4 separate regions of the Homo sapiens genome follow, and regions 1, 2 and 4 are each linked to region 3. Evidence: chromatin contacts called from ENCODE Hi-C or POLR2A ChIA-PET data. All regions are on one chromosome and are shown on one strand. Each heading gives the region's core, a stretch centred on a gene start or an enhancer-like site at or near the end of the contact. The rest is flanking DNA. Distances are from core to core; before and after follow the strand shown. Region 1 overlaps LOC105375535 (a long non-coding RNA gene). Region 2 overlaps TMEM178B (transmembrane protein 178B). Region 3 holds the start of BRAF (B-Raf proto-oncogene, serine/threonine kinase). Region 4 overlaps DENND2A (DENN domain containing 2A).

Region 1 (3,154 bases), core at 162-2,661, 270 kb before region 3:
GGGGTGGGGCCAGCGCTCCAACTAATTCTGATGGATGCTAAAGTTTGAGAGCCACCATTCTAGATAAATTTCTAGGATGCCCACAAGGGCCTTATTTTCAGTCAGACCTTCCACAATGTATCCTTTAAATTTGTGAAAATTTGCTTGTCTTATGAAGTAGTCAGAGAAACAAGACGACCTTTATCTAGGTAATATCGAGGCAGAAATTCAAGGAAAAATAAATCCACTGAGCTGGTGCACACCTTAAAATAATTATCCTCCTGTATTCACCCATACTTGTCTAGTCCCCTGCATCCCGCAACATTTCTTGGCGAGCCAGCCAGGAGGAGTGGAGACGGCAGATCTACTGTCTCCTTTCCCTATGGGGCTGGAGCCCCGGGCCTGGGGAGACCTGTGACCCCAGGTGCCACCTGGAGAACTTCAGCCTAGAGGGGTGAAATCAGCTCTCCTGTGACCCAGCACCCCTACCCAGCAGCACAACAGAACCTGAGAGGGGCTACAGGACAATTCCAGAAACAGCGTGCTTCAGGAACTGCGGTAAGGTATTGGGGCCCAAGGCAGGACCCGTCTCATAAGGATAGAAGGGGAGCCTTCCCAGGGTGTAACTGGTAGTCTGACCCAGACGGGTTAGGGGCAGCAAGAACAGCTCGCCAATTTGGATGAAACTCACATCCCAACCGACACCGGATGTGAGAGTGGCTCGCTAAGTTGGTTAGGAAAAGGAAACTGGAGGCGGCAAGAGTGGCTCACCATCCCAATTAGGAACACAGGAACTGGGAATGGGGAGGTGTGTGAAAGTGTGTGAGAGATGGTTCCTGGAGAAACCAATGTGGGGAGTGATGTGGGGAGTCACAGATCTCTTAGCGTGGACTGTGTGCTCCAAGCGAAGTGTGGGGCCAACCTGGACTAGTGGCGAACCACATATGGCTAATAGGAGCTGCCCCACAGCTCAGAATTGTGGTGGGAATAAGGACCTCTCCAAAGCCAAGTGGTGTCTGAAAACTCCCATAATAGGAGAAGGTCTGGTTGGTCTGAGTCAAAAGGAAGAGTGGGTATGCTGCATCATAAAGGGAGGAAATAGGAGGAAAGTCATCAAAACCCACTCCATTGGAGTGCATGTTACAAAACTTTAAGAAAGGTTTTGCAGGGGATTATGGAGTTAAGCTGACCCCCCAAAGGTTGAGAACTCTCTGTGAACTAGAATGGACTTCTTTTGGAGTTGGATGGCCAACCGAAGGAACTACAGACGGAAATAATTGGCTGTGTATTTAGGGTGGTGACAGGGGTCGGAGGACAGCCTGGGCATCCAGATCAATTTCCTTACATTAACTCATGGTTAAATATAGTACAAACAAGACCAGCCTGGATCCAGCCCTGTTTAGTGGCTCATTGCAAAACACTTGTGGCCCAAGCTGAGCCAGAAGTGAAAGTAAGAGCAGGTTCGCCGACAGACACAGAGTTAAAGGGGAAGTCCCAGAGGGAACAAGAAAGGCCAGTTTTGCAGGAGCTGCCAGAGGGAACAGAGATTCCTCCTCCATATGTCCCAGCCTGGCCCCCTTTACTGAGGCCAACAGCCCCCCAGGAACCAAATTCAGGAGCTAGCACACCCCAAGTTTCACCCCAAAGGGAAGAATCAGAGCCTTGAGAGGCCAGGGAAGGAAATCAAGATAGTCGAGCAGGGTGTCTCAGATCTGGCTGTGCTCAAGCATGTAAATGCCTCTCAGGGAGACATGAGGACCCATTTATTATGATGACCAAGGCCAAGTCCAAGGGGGGCAACAGATTTTCATCTATGAGCCCTTTTCAACCACTAATCTCTTAAACTGGAAACACCATACTCCCTCCTATACAGAGAAGCCCCAAGCTCTTGTAGATCTGATGCAGTCCATCTTTCTGACACACAATCCAACCTGGCCAGACTGCAGGCAGCTTCTTCTCACGCTGTTTAACACTGAGGACCGCAGGAGAGTAACCCAGCAACTCTCCGCTGGCTAGAAGCCCATGCACCAGCAGATGCAGTGAATGCTCAGGCATACGCTCAGGGCCAGTTCCCAGACCAAGATCCCAACTGGGACCCAGAAGATGCGACCCAGCTTCAGCATTTGCAGAGGTACCGAAGACACTTCTGAAAGGGCTAAGAGATGGTGGAAAAAGGGCAATCAATAAGAAAAGATCTCAGGGATGCTTCAGGAAAGTGATGAGAGCCCTAGCCAGTTTTATGAAAGACTCTGAGATATACTGGCTTTTCACCCCATTTGACCCTGAGGCTCTTGAAAATCAGCGTATGGTAAATATATCATTTGTAGGACAGGCCCAGGGTGACATAAAGCGAAACCTTCAGAAACTGGAAGGTTTCGCAGGCATGAATGCCACCCAGCTTATAGAAGTAGCCACCAGGCTACTTCTATAAGTAGGAGGGTGGAGGATTACAGGTGGGATCACACCTGTAATCCCAGCACTTTGGGAGGCCGAGGCGGGCAGATCACAAGGTCAGGAGATTGAGACCATCCTGGCTAACACGGTGAAACCCTGTCTCTACTAAAAATACTCGGGAGGCTGAGGCAGGAGAATGGCGTGAACCTAGGAGGCAGAGCTTGCAGTTAGCTGAGATCGCACCACTGCACTCCAGTCTGGGCGACAGAGCGAGACTCCGTCTCAAAAAACAAACAAACAAAAAGAAGTAGCCACCAAAGTGTATGTTAACCATGACCAGGAGGCAAAGAAGGAAGCAGATCGGAGGCTTAAAAAGAAAGCCGATCTGTTGGCAACAGCCCTCATAGAGAGAGACACTAGCAATGTGAGAGGATGAGGAAGTGGACGTGGACATGGACATGGAAGAGGCCAAGACAAGGATTCAAGAGCTGACCAAGGTTAGAGAAGGATCAATGTGCACAATGCAAAAAGAAAGGACACTGGAAGGATAAATGTCCATAAGGCAATGAGGGAAATGGCCAAGGCGGAGAGACAAAGAGGCCACCGGCCAGGGGCTGCCACACCCTGGCAGAACCAGATACTGATCTGATCAGGCTGGCAGGGGCTGAAAGATATGAGGACTAGGACAGACCGCACTCCTTCTCATTGGGCCTTCAGGAGCCTATGGTCACATTAAAAGTTGGAAGCCGTTCAATGGACTTTATGGTAGATACTGGGGCTG
Region 2 (3,169 bases), core at 328-2,827, 440 kb after region 3:
GTGGTCCTTGCTCCTTTACTGGAGTTGTATCAGAAGCAAGTATCACAGGGCCATTTGTCTTCACCATCCCTCTAGGCTTTAGGGTGGGGAAGCAGGAAGTAGACAAGCAACCCAAATGGAGCACCAAGTAATTTGAAGAATGTCCTGTAAAACCAGTACTAAAAAAAAAATCTTTGAAATGGAAAAATCTTCAATTTCTCTATGTCCAAGCACAGTTGGGGGAGAGGAGAATGAGAGGTCCTGGTTTGGTAAGATGTGTATTGTTTGATGTACACACTTTACATGTTTAAAAGATTAGTTGCCAACATTTAAAAATCAGGAGATTTTACATAAAAATCTATGTTTCTGATCTCTTTTTAAAAATTAGCCATCCTGGCAATATTAGGCCTGCATGACATGACATCCTGGCAATATTTCTGCATGACACAGTGGTCAGAGCAGAGTAACCCTTGTCCCGTTTTAGCCTCATGTGTTCTCTCTAGTTTGCCACCATCACCCTCTCTTGATTGTCTCCATGACACCGAGGCTGAGTGTTAGTTTATCTATCATCACTCTTGCAATGTTATTTTTCTCATAATTGAGACTGTCTCTCTCAAGAGTAGGAAAACAAAAGAAAAGATAGAGTAGGCTGCATGTTTCTTACACCCAGCCCACTTCATCATTAAAATTAGCTGCCTACCAGCACCTGTAGGCCTTAGAATTTGCAAACCCTACTATAACTGTACTACAGACCACAAATGGAAATTTGTCTTTGTGACACTTTCAAACTCACCCTTCTTGGAAAAGGGAAGGTGATAAGGTTGATTTTTCTTACAAGGCAAAACATCTTTAGTGCGTGGCAATGGCTAAATTAATTCAGCTTTCCAGACCCCTTTCCTCTAAGACAGCTAGTCTGACAAATGCCATTGCTAATTAGCGCATCGAGTCATGGCAGAGAATTCTGGAGGTCACAATTAGTGCTTTTCAACAGGCCCCACAGATTAAGATATGATTTGCAATCTTCGTCTGGCACTGAGGAAGTCCTGGGTGTCAGCAGTAGGCCCTTTACTTTGTATTGGCAGAGGGTGCCCCACCAGGGCCATTTGCTGGGACAAAAATCACTCAATTCCAATGCAAGAAAATAAACATATGGCACCATAGTCATGACAAAGTGGACCTGTTTTGGCTTTGAAGTGTACAGACAAGTTGCCTGCAGCCTGATCATCTCTCATGCTTCATAGTAAAATGCTGTCCCCATGGTGCCTATAAAACCGCTGCTTTCCTCTTTGATTCTCTCCTAAGCAAGAAAGCATAACACATGCACTTTTTTTTTTAAAAAAAAGACCTATTAATTGGTCAGACAATTAATATATCCACTAAAAGAAAAGTGCTCTGTGGAACAAGGAGGACTAGATAATTTTATGATGAAAGTGTCAAATCTAAGAATCATCACTCTGTGGGGGCATTTGGTGCTTTGAGGTCAGCATCATAACTTTGCTGGCATTCTGGCTGAAGGACTGGCTTAGGGCCTGGAATCTGGACATCCATGACTAATTGGGAAAGCATCTGTGAGTTCCCCCACCTCAGCTGGGCAGAGATGCAATGAGCAGTTTGAAAGTTACAGGAGAAGTGGAAAGGAAACCACCCGGGCTGTAGCCATTTCTCCTGGAGCGACAGAGACACTCAGGGGTCAGTGCATGTCATCCAGATACAGCACACCTCTGGCTGGCCATCTGGAAAAGTGCTCATGAGGTCAGATATGGCCGGAACCATGGCAAAGGGAAATTGTTTGAGCAGGTATAGCAAAGGCTGGGAAGATAAAGACGGGTCTGTCCTCTGGAGACAGAGCAGGCCGAGAGCTCCCATGCCAGTGGATTCTGGAAAATTGGCAAGGCGGAAAATTTAAAGGAGACAAAAATCATCGGAAAAGTCCCAAGGGCCCTAACACCAAATAGCTCATTAATGCTTGGAAAAAAGAGCGAGCGAGTGTTAATGTGAGTCAGCATGTTGTGACTTGTGAATGGGACTGGCACAAACCTTCGGGATTCGCCTTTGCTGGGTTAGTAAACAGTTAAGAATTCCTTTAGGATCTTGCTGTTGAGAGCCAAAATATTTTGAGCAAAATACATCACACATCACTTTCTTCCCTGAGTCTATTGCACATATCTTTTGGGTGTCAGTTTCTCAAGATATCGTAACTTAGTTCACAGAGTGCTTCCACACGTGGCCTTGTAGGACCCTCCCAGTAAGTAACCTTCTGGAGTTGACGGAAGTATTTTAATTTTCACGTGAGAGAAATTGAAGATCAGTGAAGTGATTGGCCAGGGTCAGGCTCATGGGTGGGAGACCAGGACTTGAACGCAATTCTCTGATTCTAACTGCAGTGCTATTTCTGCTCTCTGAGGCTGAATGTTTTCCTGAGATGAGGTTGGTGTGTCACGAAGAATTATCCCCTTCTGTCCTTCGTTTATCTTCAGAAGTGGAAAACAGAGAGTTCTGTGGAAGTTAGGTCTCTTGTAGTTGCTCATTTGAAACAAAGTGCTGTTTTGAATAAAGATAAGCCTGGACACACAGGAGATGTGCTCAACCTTCCTGAGGCTATTCTCAAAGTTAAGTAGAGGACCCTTTCAGCCCAGGAGGTTGAGGCTGTAGTGAGCCGTGATTGCGCCACTGCACTTCAGCCTAAGCAACAAAGTGAGACCCTGTTTCTAAAAAATAAATAAATAAAATAATAAAAAAGAAATAAGAATATTTAAAAATGAAAATAAAAAATAAAAATATTAAATATTAAAGAATTTAAAATTGAAAAAAAAATAAAGGTTAAGAAGGCTTCATACATCACCTTGACTTACTCCTAATATCTGTTTAGGCTTTTCTCACCCATGAATGTATCTATACTATGTTTAGGTGTAGTTACAGCTTTCCATCTTCTAGAAGTAATAGATTTATGTGTTTTCTGCCTACAACAAAAAATGTGGCCTCTTTTCACTTGTCCTATGACTAACTCCTTCAAATGCTACTTTGCAAAGTGAGCAGTTCCCCTTTCCTGCCCTAAAATAATTTCCCAGTAGCTGTATCATTTTAGTTCAGTTAGAGATGCGTTCAATTGTACTGTGCTTCTGGGCTATACTCCCTTTCAAAGAAAATACCTCTCCCAGATATTTGTTCCCAAGTATTAGGAACACATTAA
Region 3 (3,385 bases), core at 450-2,949:
GAATTGAGAAATTAGATGTTAATAGTAAGTAGCAAAGAGAACTTCGAGCAAAGTCAACAGAGTAAGTCACATTACCTAATCAATAACTGTAAACCACAATTATTATACCATATCTTATTTGTAAAGCATAATAAAGTATTATTTTCTGTAATAAAATACCAAATATTTGTAATAAATTTTATGTAATAAAAAAACGTAAATAATTTGACACAGTGCTAAGAGGCTGACTAATGCAAAAACAGGCTGAGAGAAGCAAGGACTGGAGAGGAAAAAGGAAAAGGAAAAAAATAGGACAAAAAGGAGGACAACACTAAGAAATCAATCAGACCTATAAAAATGGGTAGGAATAAAGAGGTGTGAATGCACAATGGACGACTAGCCAAAAAGTGCCAGTAGTGCAAGCGCGAAAAGAGCCAAGTGAAACCTGATGGAATCTTGACAGCTTCTGGGCTCAGAAAACAAGTAGCTCCAAAGTGTCCAGGAGGATTTGTGAAGATAACAACAGACAACAATGTTAGGGAGTGGTGAGATCAAGTACAGAGCCTCAAGAGGACCAGGGTAAGAGAAGTGCAAAAATGCTCTTAAGTGGGAGCTGGGGTTAGAAGGCAGGCAGGTCCGACAACTGGAAAATGAGCGGGCGGTAGATGGGAATAGAATGGGGGTTACCAATCAGCGACAGAGCGCTGACAAACATTAGGAACAGAGGACCAGAGACCAGAAAAGGCATCGGAAACTGCGATTTAGGATTGAAAAAGTAAAGACTAAATCAAAATAATTTGCTGGGTAAAACAGGTGAAGAGAAATCCCCAAATAGAAAAGTGAAAAAGGGCAGCGGACTGAGAAGGGGGGCAGTCCGGGAGAGGAGAGAGGAAATGATGAGCCCCATCATCCCCACGACCATGTAAGAATTACACGCGACAGTAACTCGGGCTGTTGTCTCAGCCCCAGCAACTAACCTATATCCTCCACGTCGAGGCCGCCGCCGCCCCCACCCCACAGAGATGCAGAGCTGGATACTTCAGCCAATCGTGACCTTCTCGGACCAACCCTGAGTTTCGCCCCCTATTGATAGCCTCCCGCTCAACCACCGCTGCCCCAATCCCCACATCTGGGGTGGGGGCCAGGGAAACCCCCCGGGCCATTGTGTGTGTTTACGTAGGAAGGCGCTGCATGACGGAGAGGGACACGGGGGCGATGCCCACCTCCCAGCCCGCGGAGCTGGCCCGAGAAGGTGGCTGAGGGCATCAAGCCCCCACCGCCGCCTCTTTCCAAAATAAACACCAGCCAGCCGCCGAGCCCGGAGTCGGGAGGGCGGCAGGGTGGCGCCAGCACTCACCTCCTCCGGAATGGCAGGGTCCGCAGCCGAAGAGGCCGCGGCGCCGGCGCCGGCGCCGGCCTCGGGCTCCATGTCCCCGTTGAACAGAGCCTGGCCCGGCTCCGCGCCGCCACCACCGCCACCGCTCAGCGCCGCCATCTTATAACCGAGAGCCGGGGCCCGAGCGGCCGCTGTCGGGCGGGGAGGGGGAAGGGAGGCGGAGAGCTGGGGGAGGCGGAGGCGGAGGCGGAGGCGGAGGAGCGGGGGGCGCGGGGGGCGCGGGGAGGAGCGGCCCGGGCGGCGCCGCGGGCGGAGGGCGCCTGGGCCACCTCAGGTACCGGCCCGCGGCCCCGGGCGCAGCCGAGCCTGAGGGGATTGGGGGAAGGACGCTAGGCGGGGGTGCGGGGGGGAGCGGGGGAAGGGGGCGGAGACGACGAGAAGTCGCCGCGGCAACGGCGTCACCCGCGTGTCACGGTCGTGACGTCACCCCGGTGCGTGACGTAATCTGAGGCGCGCCTTCGCGCCGTCGTCCGGGGAGGGTTTTTTCCCTTCTAACCACCCGCGCTCTCACACTTTGCCTCCGCTCCGCCGTTTCCATGGCTCCGGTTTCCTACTTTCCTCTTGTCTCCTCCGTCCTCAGCCTGTTCTGTAATGTGGGATTTACTAGAAGAGCAGGGCTGGTGTTCGAGGAGGAGAAGTTGAAATCCTAGAGGGAGGAAGGCGGGGAAGCCAATACTACTTGCTATTTCCACTGCAATGAACGTCTCTGTGTCATCAAAATAAGAACTTCAACCCCAAGGTTGAAACAGCCAAGCAGAATTTGATGGAAATATATTTAGGAACAGCTAAATTAGCAGTGCGACGCGTGTTTTCTTTTCATTGAAGAATTCAGCCAGTTAAAACGAGTCTAAATGGAAGTCTGAAAGCTTTTTCTTCATTGTTGAGGAATAAAATATTTCGTGTATTTTTCGTTTTCCAGATTCATTCATTTAACAAATATCAGTTGAGCACTTTCCATGCCGTAGGGCCTGTACAAGGCACATAGCATTCTAGACATCTGAAGCATCAAAACTAATCATTTTTATTTTGAAGAAAATCACTCAAAATATTTTATGTACTTTGTGCCTTTCATGAACAGAATATTCCAAGCATTCTCTGCAAAATACGCATGAAAACAATTGGGAGAGAAGAGGTCAATTATCTTTGAGAAGCCCAATTACAGAATGAAATTCAATTCATTATTAAAAATACATGGATCTAATAAAGAATAAATAATTGGAAAAGAAAAGTTTAAGGAAGAGAGAAACGGGAATGAGAAACAATTACTGTGGGCTCCCAATGGCCTGGAGTGAATCACCAAAGTAACCTAAACATGAAGTCATGAAAAACTAAGTGGATTCTGCCTTTTAGTACTTCCCATCATGGGGGAAGTCACCAGCGACCTCCTTACTGTATTTTGGATGATTCAAGAAATAGAAAGGTGTCCTACTGACTTCTGAAACAGGGTGTCTTCATATTGATTAGGGTCACCGTAAGCCTGGGAGCTGATGCTTACTCTCAGGTAAAGGATGCTGTGTGAGGCTGCTTGATGAATGAGAATACTAACATTCTTCTGCATTGAAAAAATATAACCTATAAGATGAACATTGTAGGCCGGGCGCAGTGGCTCACGCCTGTAATCCCAACACTTTGGGAGTCTGAGGCGGATGGATCACCTGAGGCCAGGAGTTTGAGACCAGCCTGGCCAACGTAGTGAAACCTCATCTCTATTAAAAGTACAAAAAATTAGCCTGGTGTGGTGGTGCACACTTGTAATCCCAGCTACTCAGGAGCCTGAGGCAGGAGAATCATTTGAACCTGGGAGGCAGAGGTTGCAGTGAGCCGAGATTGCACCACTGAACTCCAGCCTGGGCAACAGAGCCAGACTCTGTCTCCAAAAAAAAAAAAACATGAACATGGTATGCTTTGTTAACTTCATTGTACATTCTCCTCCAAGTAGGAAAGTTTCTATGAGGAAATAAATTTAAATCAAAAAGTGGCTTGGCAAATGTAGAGTAAATGATCACAAGG
Region 4 (3,284 bases), core at 785-3,284, 410 kb before region 3:
ATTTTGGCAGGGCGTGGTGGCTCACACCTGTAATCCCAGCACTTTGGGAGCCAAGGCGGGCGGATCACCTGAGGTCAGGAGTTTGAGACCAGCCTGGTCAACATGGTGAAACACCGTCTCTGCTAAAAATACAAAAATTAGCCAGGTGTGGTGGCGCCCGCCTGTAATCCCAGCTACTCAGGAGGCTGAAGGGGGAGAATCGCTTGAACTCGGGAGGTGGAGGTTGCAGTGAGCCAAGATCGTGCCGCTGCACTCCAGCCTGGGGGACAGAGCGAGACTCCATCTCAAAAAAAAAAAAAGTAAATAAATTTAAAAAAAAGTATGTATATTTTACTTTAAGCAAAAATGAAAATTAAGATGGGGCAAGTGTGCTAAGATACTTGTACAAAGATGCTGTTTTCGATGTTATGATGTTAAAAACTGGAAACGTCCTGCATGTATAAAGAGCCAAAGGCTGATGAACTAATAGCTTTTAGTATCCCCACAGAATGGAATATTATGCAGTCATTGGGAATGTTGATAAAGATGTACATTTATTTGCTTGGAGTTATTAAGTAAACAATATAATGCGAAATAAGTTAAAAAAAGAAAGTATATTCCAAAAAGTGTCCCTTTCTGGGCAATATACAAATATGCAGACTATTAAGAAAGTTGACTAGTCTGAGGAGCTTGCTAGATACATATATTCCTGAGCCCACACACAAACTTGACTAATCCAAGGAGCTTGTTAGATACATATTCCTGAACCCCCACACTCAAGGATTCAGGGATTCTCATTCAGGCATCCCCCTAGTCCCCACCCACACACACCCAGCCAGAGTTTTTTTGAGAAGGAGTCTTGCTCTGTTGTCCAGGCTGGAGTGCAGTGGCATGATCTCGGCTCACTGCAACCTTCTCCTCCCCAGTTCAAGCGATTCTTCTGCCTCAGCCTTCCAGGTAGTTGGGATTACAGGCACGCACCACGATGCCCGGCTAAGTTTTTCTTGTATTTTTAGTACAGATGGGGTTTTGCCATGTTGGCCAGGCTGATCTTGAACTCCTGACCTCAGGTGATCCACCTGCCTGCCTTGGCCTCTCAAAGTGCTGGGATTATAGGCATGAGCCATTGCGCCCGGCCAGGCAGGTTAATTTTTATGCACAGCCTGGTTTCTACCATTCTGGGAGCATCTTTGAGAATTTGATGTAAACTGTGGATCTTCACCTCTGAAAAAGTAATGGACACACCAAAGCCTGGGTAGAACTTGGAGGGGCGAGGGGGTCCATAACTCCAGCTAAGAGGAAGGATGAGAGGTCACCTCCCCTCATTTTCCTCATTTCTATTTATCCTCGGAAGGCCCCTTGCTCCCGCTCCCTAAAGGTTGAGAACCCCTGCCAGGCAGTATGGCCCCTCTGGGCCATTGTTGAGGTCGGCGCCCCTCCCTTTTGTGTTTCTGTGAGGGTCGCTGGTGAGAGCTGAGGGCAGGGGTCACCTGGTAGTGGCCCTGAGGCTTGCTCTGAGAACCTGCCTCAGCTGTGTTCGGGGCTTTTCCTGCCTCCCCGCTGTCCCTGCTGTCCCCACTGTCCCCGCTGCAGGACAGCTCTTAGGTCGCCCTGAGGTTTTTGGCCTTCTCCACACCCTCCCTGCTTCTGGTCCAGAAAACGCAAGCTGCCTCTCTGGCTGCACACGGCTCATGACGCCGCCCCAGCGTTCTCACCCTCCATCTTGTTACCATCAGCCGCAAAAGGTCCCCCCGCCCCCCACCGTGTACAGGCAGTGCACATCCACTATTGCATTAATGCTGCTCTGGGCCCCTGGAATGAGATGGGAACGGGGTCAAAGTTGTGGCTATGTGTTGGAAGGTGGGCCGTGAGCAGTGTCGTAAACTTGAAGACCCCTAGAACAGTTTACTGACCTCTTTTTGTGTGTGTGCCTCTAAAAGCCAGGGACTACTCAGGCAGTGGACAGTTCCATGGCTTCTTCTAAGAGAACAAGGCAGTCAAGAAGAGTCAGGTCCATTTGGGAAGAGAGACGTCCATGGCCTCGGCCACCAGGTGGCATCACTGTCCCTTCTGGAAGAGCAGCGTGTCTGGGAAGCCACATCCGTCTACAGCTCCCGTTCCTCCCTAGCCTCCACTCTAGGGCAAGGGCCCAGCCTTTCACTAGGAGGCCTCACTCCCTGAACCCGAGGCACCGGCTCCGCCTCCTCCCCTCACAGTCCTCATGTGTCGTCAGTCCCGCTCCGAGGAGCACCTCATTTCTGTTGCCCATCACCACTCCTCTTAGCTCCATTGCTGAGCGGCCGGATGGGACGAACGAGGGGAACGTGTAGGGCAGGACAGGCTCCTCTTGGCCTTGGCATAATAAACAGAAAACCCACACATTTTTCTTACTTTTAATATCTAAGATAAAAAAAAAAACCCAACCACCAAAACAACCCATTTGCATGTCGGCGACACGCCTGGTCTCGGGCTCCCTTTCTGGGGCTGTCCTCCCAGGCGGCTCCCAGGTCCTCATCCAGGGAAGAGCCCAGCCTCGGCCAGAAGCCACCGCGGCCTCCAGTTCCGCACCGTGACAACCTGGGACCCAGCCTTTCAGAAAGGCCACCAGGAACTGTTTTTAAAGCATAGGGCTGCACTAGGAGGAAGTTTTCCCTTGAGGCTGAGAGTTATTTCTTGTGGAGAAATTTCATTTTATTGCCTAAAAAAAAGGAAAATGAGAACATTTCACAAGGCAGACAAAGGAGGGTGAGATAAATCTTGCCCTTTCCACCCAGAAGTGGTGCGGGTAACGGGGCCCCCACGCCACCCCAGGGAGCCTCATCCCTTGCTCTGGAGAAGCCAAAGGGGCTTTGTTCTTTCCAGAGATCCCCGTGGGGTCTTCCTCAGACTTGAGGGGGTTTGAAAGGAAGACCATCAGAGCTGTCTAGGAGGGCTGGCTGCTTCTGTGGTAATAAAGGAAGCACCGAATTAACACATCCCTCAGGAGCCAGGGGAGGAGAAAGTGCCCAGCAATGCTGTGTGTATTTAAAACACTCTGCTTCCAGGTAGCCCTCCGTCCTGCAGGAGGCACAGATATGGCGCCCTTCACAGGCCCTCTGGGAGGGCCTCACTGCTGCAGACACCTCCCTACTGGGGCCTCCGTCCTCTTTTTTGGCTGTCTTCATTCTCCCTTTCCCTTTAAGGGCCTTTTCACTGATTAAACTACAGTCCTTGTAAGTGTCACGTTTCTACTTTCCAGAGGAATTTGGACACCAGTGCGAGTCTTTCTTGCCAGACGTCCTTGTCTGGTTCCCGCCATGCTCCCT

What was found. A loop is a pair of places that touch in the nucleus more often than their neighbours do. ChIA-PET counts read pairs that join two places held with the same protein, here RNA polymerase II (POLR2A). Pooled maps may share reads with other maps.
Region 1: a pooled map shows a loop between it and region 3 (3-fold over the local background). The contact joins the enhancer-like site here to the promoter of BRAF in region 3. A Hi-C loop is called at or near these places in 4 of 50 pooled maps. POLR2A ChIA-PET finds 5 or more read pairs at or near these places in 4 of 52 experiments (Caco-2, PC-9, T-cell and 1 more).
Region 2: a map of endothelial cell of umbilical vein shows a loop between it and region 3 (4-fold over the local background). The contact joins the enhancer-like site here to the promoter of BRAF in region 3. A Hi-C loop is called at or near these places in 1 of 168 maps with a recorded cell type or tissue (endothelial cell of umbilical vein). POLR2A ChIA-PET finds 5 or more read pairs at or near these places in 1 of 52 experiments (Caco-2).
Region 4: a pooled map shows a loop between it and region 3 (2.4-fold over the local background). The contact joins the enhancer-like site here to the promoter of BRAF in region 3. A Hi-C loop is called at or near these places in 5 of 50 pooled maps. POLR2A ChIA-PET finds 5 or more read pairs at or near these places in 2 of 52 experiments (BJ and H1).

What each region holds. Positions count from the first base shown.
Region 1 is chr7:140,655,305-140,658,458 of GRCh38, forward strand. LOC105375535 (a long non-coding RNA gene) reads left to right here. Exons shown (of 6, transcript XR_928047.3): 5 at 285-537. Among named protein-coding and RNA genes, the nearest start is that of ADCK2, 16 kb to the right of the region's middle. Within about 2 kb of position 1,412, at least 20 of the 41 ENCODE cell types and tissues checked have a DNase peak (open chromatin) inside an H3K27ac peak, as active enhancers do; they include PC-9, where a contact is called at or near this core.
Region 2 is chr7:141,361,202-141,364,370 of GRCh38, forward strand. All of the region lies in intron 2 of TMEM178B (transmembrane protein 178B), which reads left to right. Among named protein-coding and RNA genes, the nearest start is that of AGK-DT, 190 kb to the right of the region's middle. RefSeq lists an enhancer at 2,036-2,825. Within about 2 kb of position 1,578, at least 2 of the 41 ENCODE cell types and tissues checked have a DNase peak (open chromatin) inside an H3K27ac peak, as active enhancers do.
Region 3 is chr7:140,923,230-140,926,614 of GRCh38, forward strand. It overlaps BRAF (B-Raf proto-oncogene, serine/threonine kinase), which reads right to left and starts at 1,700. Exons shown (of 18, transcript NM_004333.6): 1 at 1,337-1,700. The coding sequence starts at 1,474. It overlaps LOC105375536 (a long non-coding RNA gene), which reads left to right and starts at 1,863. Exons shown (of 5, transcript XR_002956518.2): 1 at 1,863-3,273. RefSeq lists a silencer at 1,523-1,592.
Region 4 is chr7:140,516,062-140,519,345 of GRCh38, forward strand. It overlaps DENND2A (DENN domain containing 2A), which reads right to left. Exons shown (of 20, transcript NM_015689.5): 20 at 2,359-2,677. The coding sequence ends at 2,646. Among named protein-coding and RNA genes, the nearest start is that of MKRN1, 38 kb to the left of the region's middle. Within about 2 kb of position 2,035, at least 11 of the 41 ENCODE cell types and tissues checked have a DNase peak (open chromatin) inside an H3K27ac peak, as active enhancers do.